Linked DNA regions of Homo sapiens: region 2 is linked to region 1. A link is an interaction called in ENCODE POLR2A ChIA-PET data of the cell type or tissue named here. Cell type or tissue: Caco-2. All regions are shown on one strand. Each heading gives the region's core, and the rest is flanking DNA. Links, peaks and the distances in the headings are about the cores only. Region 1 holds the start of LOC124904916 (a long non-coding RNA gene). Region 2 has its middle 46 kb from the start of ELMO2.

Region 1 (2,915 bases), core at 164-2,663:
CCAGGTCTGCATTGCCCCCAGGCAAGTCACTTCCATCTTTAATTCCCAGCAAAATAGAGATGATAATCCTACTTTGTAAGTTGTCGGGAGAATGAAACGCATGTAAGGTGCCTAGCTGAGTTCCAGGAAAATTACTCCATGAATGGGAACTATTGTCACTGTAATTATTATTCAGAGATGTCTGGCAGGGAGTACACAGGAGTCCCCCCAACCCAGTGTGTGGCTTGCATGCCTGGGGGCGGGGAGGTAAGATGTAGGGACACAGTAGTCTGAGAAGGACAGGAGGAAGCTGTGGGTCTAGAAGGTTCTGCTTAAATTTTGCAGTCCTACTTCTCATTTGGTGACAACAACCTGAAGGGCAGCAAGGGGAACTAGAACAGGTGAGGCTGGGGGAATAGGGAGAGAATATGAGTTTGTGGCAGCTCGTGTGTGTGTGCACCCACACATGCAAGGGAGGCCTGGGAATGGTGCTTAGGGGTGCAGATCTGATGCCCATCTGCCTAGGTTTGAAACCTAGATGTGTGACCTTGGGCAAGTCACCTAATCTCTCTGTTCTTCAGTTTCCTTCTCTTAAAAATGGAGATAGTAGGCCGGGCAGGGTGGCTCACACCTATAATCCCAGCACTTTGGGAGGCTGAGGCGGGAGGATCACGAGGTCAGGAGTTTGAGACCAGCCTGGCCAACGTGGTGAAACTCCGTCTCTACTAAAAATACAAAAAATTAGCTGGGTGTGGTGGCATGTGCCTGTAATCCCAGCTACTCATGAGGCTGAGGCAGGAGAATTGCATGAACCCGGGAGGCAGAGATTGCAGTGAGCCAAGATCGCGCCATTGCACTCTGGCTGGGGAGATAGTGTGAGACTCTGTCTCAAAAAAAAAAAAAAAAAAAAAAAAAGAGAGAGAGACAGAGATAGTAATACCTACCTCACAGGCTGGTTGTGAGGTTCGGACAAGTGACTACCAAGAAATCCTTAAGATGGTTCTTGGTGTACAGACTAGCTCTTACTTTTCTTTGTTGAGCAAGACTTTGTATCATGAGCTCTTCGAATCCTCAGATACTGTCATCACTCTCATTTTACAGAGGAGGAAACTGAGGCTCGGAGAAGCCAGGTATCTTGCCCTGGGTCACACAGGGCTAGTTAGTGGCAGAGCCAAGCTCCCATGTCTGTTCAGAGCCGGAGGTCTAACAGCATCCTCTTAAGGAGCCAGCCAGGTACACCTGCTAGCATTTCTGTGTTAGCAACAGCACAAAATGCTGCTGTTGTCAAGGTTAGGGTGGAGAAAATGGGGAGGGTGCTGCTTCCTGGCTGGGGTGCACGTGTGGTTTTCCTCTACATAAATATGTGCATATATAATGCATGCAGGCATAATAAATAGGGAAGGCTGCAGGCTTATGCACATACAGGCTTTCTGGTGTGCCTGTGTGTGAGTGCATGAACATACGAGCAGCTGACTGAATGATGCAGCTGCCGCCCAAGCTGCTCGTGTGTGTGTGTCGGGGTGTAGTTCGGGAGCCTCTTCCAAAACAAAGCAGCCTGCCTCCTGCTCCACTGTCCCAACCAAGGGATTCCTTTCTGCTCACTCCACCCTATCTGTGACTCTTTTCCCCCACTCCCTTTAGGCATATACAGAAAAGCCCACACATGATGCCTGGAAAATTGTATGTGGTTAACACTAGTTGCAGAATGAAAGGGAAAAAATGGGTGTGCAGACCACCAAGAAAAATGGTAATGACCATTTCTCGAGGGCCTGCTATATGCTAAGCACTTAATCCTTCTTCCAACCCTGAGAGCACCAGGCACAGAACTTGGTATGTGGTAGACATTTAATACCTATGAATGAGGCACATACTATTATGATGTCTATTTTAGAGATGGGGAAACCGAGGCTCAGAGGGGGTGCATTGACTTGCCCAAGACTCCACAACTGAGCTGGGATTTGAACCCAGGTCTCCTCTGATTTCAAAGCCCTTGCAGTTTCTGCTGCACCACACTGTGGAGTGCTGGGTGGAGAAAGGAAGTGTTCGCTTCCTCTGCTGCAGTGTGGACTAGCTGTTTTTGATGATCAAAGGAGACTCACAATGGGGCTAGGTAGGAACGTGGCTGGGCTGATAAATGGCCAGTCTATCTGCAAACCTGCCTAACTGAGAGGTGGGCCCATCTGAGCACTTTCCTGCCTCCTTCTCAAGCCTTCTAAGGCTTCCCACTGCCTAGAGGATAAAGTCCCACTTCTTCATGTGGCATTCAATGTCCTTCGCAGCCTGTCTCCAAGTGCTCCCTTGTCCCTTGTCGTGAGCTTGTCCAGCTGGTCTCGCTGCTCCTGAACTTAACCTCCTGGCTCCATGATTCTGTCCCTGCCATCTCTCCTCCCCATCACTCCAACCTGGGGCACACTCTCCCCATTCCAAGCCTTGTCCTCTTCGTCCCCTTGCAGGGGCCTTTTGGGGCAAACCTCTGTCACTCCCCTTCCTGGTGCATAAACTACTCACCCCTCCCTGGAGCTCCTCAAGCCCCTGCCTCAGCCCAAGCCCACTTGGACCTGGACCTGTCACTGGATTCGTTCACACGGGCCAAGCTTTCCCACTGGCCCATGTCTGAGGCCATCATCTCTGTGGCCAGTGCACAGGGGAGGACGCTGCACCAGTTTAGGAACTGCACTAACCACAAGGAGAGTAAGAAGCAGGAGTGAAATGGCCAAAGGCTGGATTCAGGAAGTGGTGAGTCATGGGTCAAACCCCGGTGCTTCCCCTTTTGAGCTGGGTGGCTTTGGGAAGTCATTTCCCCTCTCTGACTCTCAGTTTCTTCGTCTGTCAAATGAGTACAATACCCTCTGAAGGGTAAATGTAGTAACATGAGGCACCTTCTACTATCTCCAGTGCAGATGCTAAGAAAAAATCTCTCTGTACTGTCTGCTTTC
Region 2 (2,915 bases), core at 172-2,671, 250 kb after region 1:
CTCACTGCAACCTCCACCTCCCAGGTTCAAGTGATTCTCCTGTCTCAGCCTCCTGAGTAGCTGGGATTACAGGCATGCGCCATCATGCCTGGCTAATTTTTGTATTTTTAGTAGAGACGGGGTTTCACCATGTTGGCCAGGCTGGTCTCGAACTCCTGACCTAGGTGATCCGCCCGCTTCAGTCTCCCAAAGTGCTGGGATTACAAGAGTGAGCCACCGCGCCTGGCCTAACTCCAGTAATTTTAAGGAATATCTATCAGCCTTGTTTTCCTCATCTTTAAGATGAGCATGGAAAGAGAACTTATCTTGTAGGCCTGTTTTGGAGATTAAATGTGATATGGCATGCATACCTTTGCTTGCACATAACAAGATCCTAATAAAAGCCATTGCTTCTATTATGCAAGATACTTTGCTAGGTTCTTTTAATTAAGTGTACCAATGAACATGTTTATTGTGAGGTTAGTACTGATATCTTATTATTTTATGTCATCTTTATTTTAATAAGAAAATGGATGCTCAGAGAAGTGAAGCCAGTCATCCAACATTAACAGGTAGGTGGCGGAAGTGCTGGGGTTTTAAATCCCAGAACTGCTTTCCATCCCGTGTTGTGCTTCGCCAATACGCCATATTGCCAAAAACCCAGACTTGGATGTTAACTGTCTTTGAATTCTTCACAGCACTCAGCCCCATGAAATGATCTTAATGACTCCACAAGAAATAAATGCTGAAGAAAAATGGACTCCAGCCTCCTAGGCCCAGGATTTCTTGATGTTTCTTTGGTGTTTGGGAGGACACTGTATTTCTGCAGCTTCAGGATGGCTTATGTACTCTCTGGCCTGTATTTGTTCCTAGCACCCCTGGTTTGAGTTTACCAGAAGCCAGTGTGAGATTCAGGGGCCAATGTGTACTATCAGCGACAAATATTGGTTATCAGGTGAGAGGTCCTGTCTAAAGTGAAGCTGTGCTTGGAGCTCAGATACTGACTCCATGTGAATGCAATGGATCTTGTGTGTTAGGAGGACAAGACTCCTGGAATAGAAATTCAGTGAGACCTCACACCAGAGCTCTAGGCAGGGGTGGAAAAGCCCCAGGCAAGGAGCTGGGCTATAAACAATTCTTGATCCTTCTGTTCAGAGTGTGCAAAATTTGCATGGTGTTACCCCATGCAGAGACAACTTGGGTTGTGTGCCAATGGACGTTTCAGGGCACTTCTCAAAGGAGGGAGCTAAGCTGAGGGGCTTGGCAGGGGGCAGACTCCACAATAAAAGGCTTATTGGATGTCTGTGAGGGTACACTCAAGACAGGAGAGAGTCAGCAGGCCCAGCTGAGAAAATTCAATCTCAACCTTCTCTAAAGACATTCTCTGAAGACACATGCTTTATTTTCCACTCATTCTTTCCTGATCTGAGCTGGCCCTACACTCATATTATATCCATCATTGTCTTTGGCTTCTAAGGATGTGCTGATTGCCCTATAGATTGACATACAAAGTTCAGAACGATAAAAATGGAAAGGCATTATAGTATTATCTAAATATGCCTCCTCAATTTAAAGATTAATAAAACTGGGCTAGACTAGGTCACACAGTTGGTTAGAGGCAATGTCAAGATTAGAAGTTGCCCCATTCTCAGTGTGCTGTTCATCATTCCAAATAAAATCAAAATAAGATATCTTTAAAGGTTTCTCACTAGAAATGATGATGAAGAGAGCACCATCAATAAAAGAGACAGACGTGCCTGAAAGCTCCTTCCCTGCCCTGCCCTTTCCAGTTTCCTGTGGATTCTCAAGACCATGAAAGGTTAGAAATATTAGCTGCAGAGAGAAAAGAAACATAACATGAACATATTTTCCTATCAGTGGATTTTCCCCTACAAGATCATTTTTGAAGAAGCTAATGGTTAGGAGCACGGCCTCTGGGGCCAGACTTCCTAGACTCAAATCCTGGCTCCATGTCTTACTAGGTATATGACCTTGGGCAAATTAACCTCTGTGCTTTGGTCTACCCATCTGTAAAACAGGGATAACAGTATCTACTTCATAGGTTGTTATGAGGATTAAATAACCGTTTCGTCTTATCTATATCCATCTATCTCTACATAGATATATATATGTATATATATCCTAGAATAGTGCTTGGCATGTAGTAAACTCTGCTATAGCAGAGTTTTCTATTATCGACAAATAGCAAGATATTCTGCCCTTTGGATGTGTGATAATTTCTTTAGCCAATCCCTTACTATTGTATATTTGATGGCCTTCAGCTTTTTGTTGTTATTCAAAGGAGGATAAATTATCACTAAATCCATCGGAAATAAATGTCTACACTCTCCAAATAATCCATGTGAGAGTTACAATGGACAGGTAGGTGCCATTTCCTTCCTGTTTTTTTCTGGTAGCAAAGTAGGACAGGAAATGTAGAGTCTAGTTGGGTGGCCATATGCCCTGCCAGAATTCACTGGGGAGTTCTACTATTAAAGGAAGAAGGGAACCATGGCTACTGCAGGGCTATCAGCAGACCCTGCCACAGCTTTTAACATCCATCCTATCCCCTAGACTACAACTCTGTGGAAGTTTGGTTAAACAAGGTAATCACAGGACTACCCTTATGTTGTCACACTTTAGTGGATAAATGTTTAAAAAAACCTGGATCTATTTTTATCATCCCTTAAATTTCAAACTCCCTTTGTCACCTGGTTTTAGGTACATTTTTTTACAAGCCATACATAGTTGGATTTAGTTTTCTAACTCACTGTTAAACTACCTCTGTCTTTGATGTAGGAATTCAATTTGTTCATATTATTTGTGATAACATTTATTGATTCTTTTTCATTTTTACTTGTTTAAAGTCTATTGTACTTTTCTTTTCCACTTTCCTTACTTTTTCTATCTTGGTCAGTGTTCACTTTATCATTTAA

The links. Peaks named below come from ENCODE experiments on the same cell type or tissue, not always from the same donor. Only the 100,000 strongest peaks of a DNase experiment are listed, where the experiment ranks them.
Region 2: POLR2A ChIA-PET joins it to region 1 with 11 read pairs; 2 of 35 experiments call an interaction of 5 or more read pairs at or near these places.

Annotation. Positions count from the first base shown.
Region 1 is chr20:46,203,525-46,206,439 of GRCh38, forward strand. The region is part of intron 7 of CDH22 (cadherin 22); the gene reads right to left. It overlaps LOC124904916 (a long non-coding RNA gene), which reads left to right and starts at 1,337. Exons shown (of 3, transcript XR_007067611.1): 1 at 1,337-2,715. RefSeq lists an enhancer at 2,586-2,665. In Caco-2, for the core only: no CTCF peak of the experiment used is centred there; no DNase peak of the experiment used is centred there.
Region 2 is chr20:46,451,525-46,454,439 of GRCh38, forward strand. No RefSeq gene overlaps it. Among named protein-coding and RNA genes, the nearest start is that of ELMO2, 46 kb to the left of the region's middle. In Caco-2, for the core only: no CTCF peak of the experiment used is centred there; no DNase peak of the experiment used is centred there.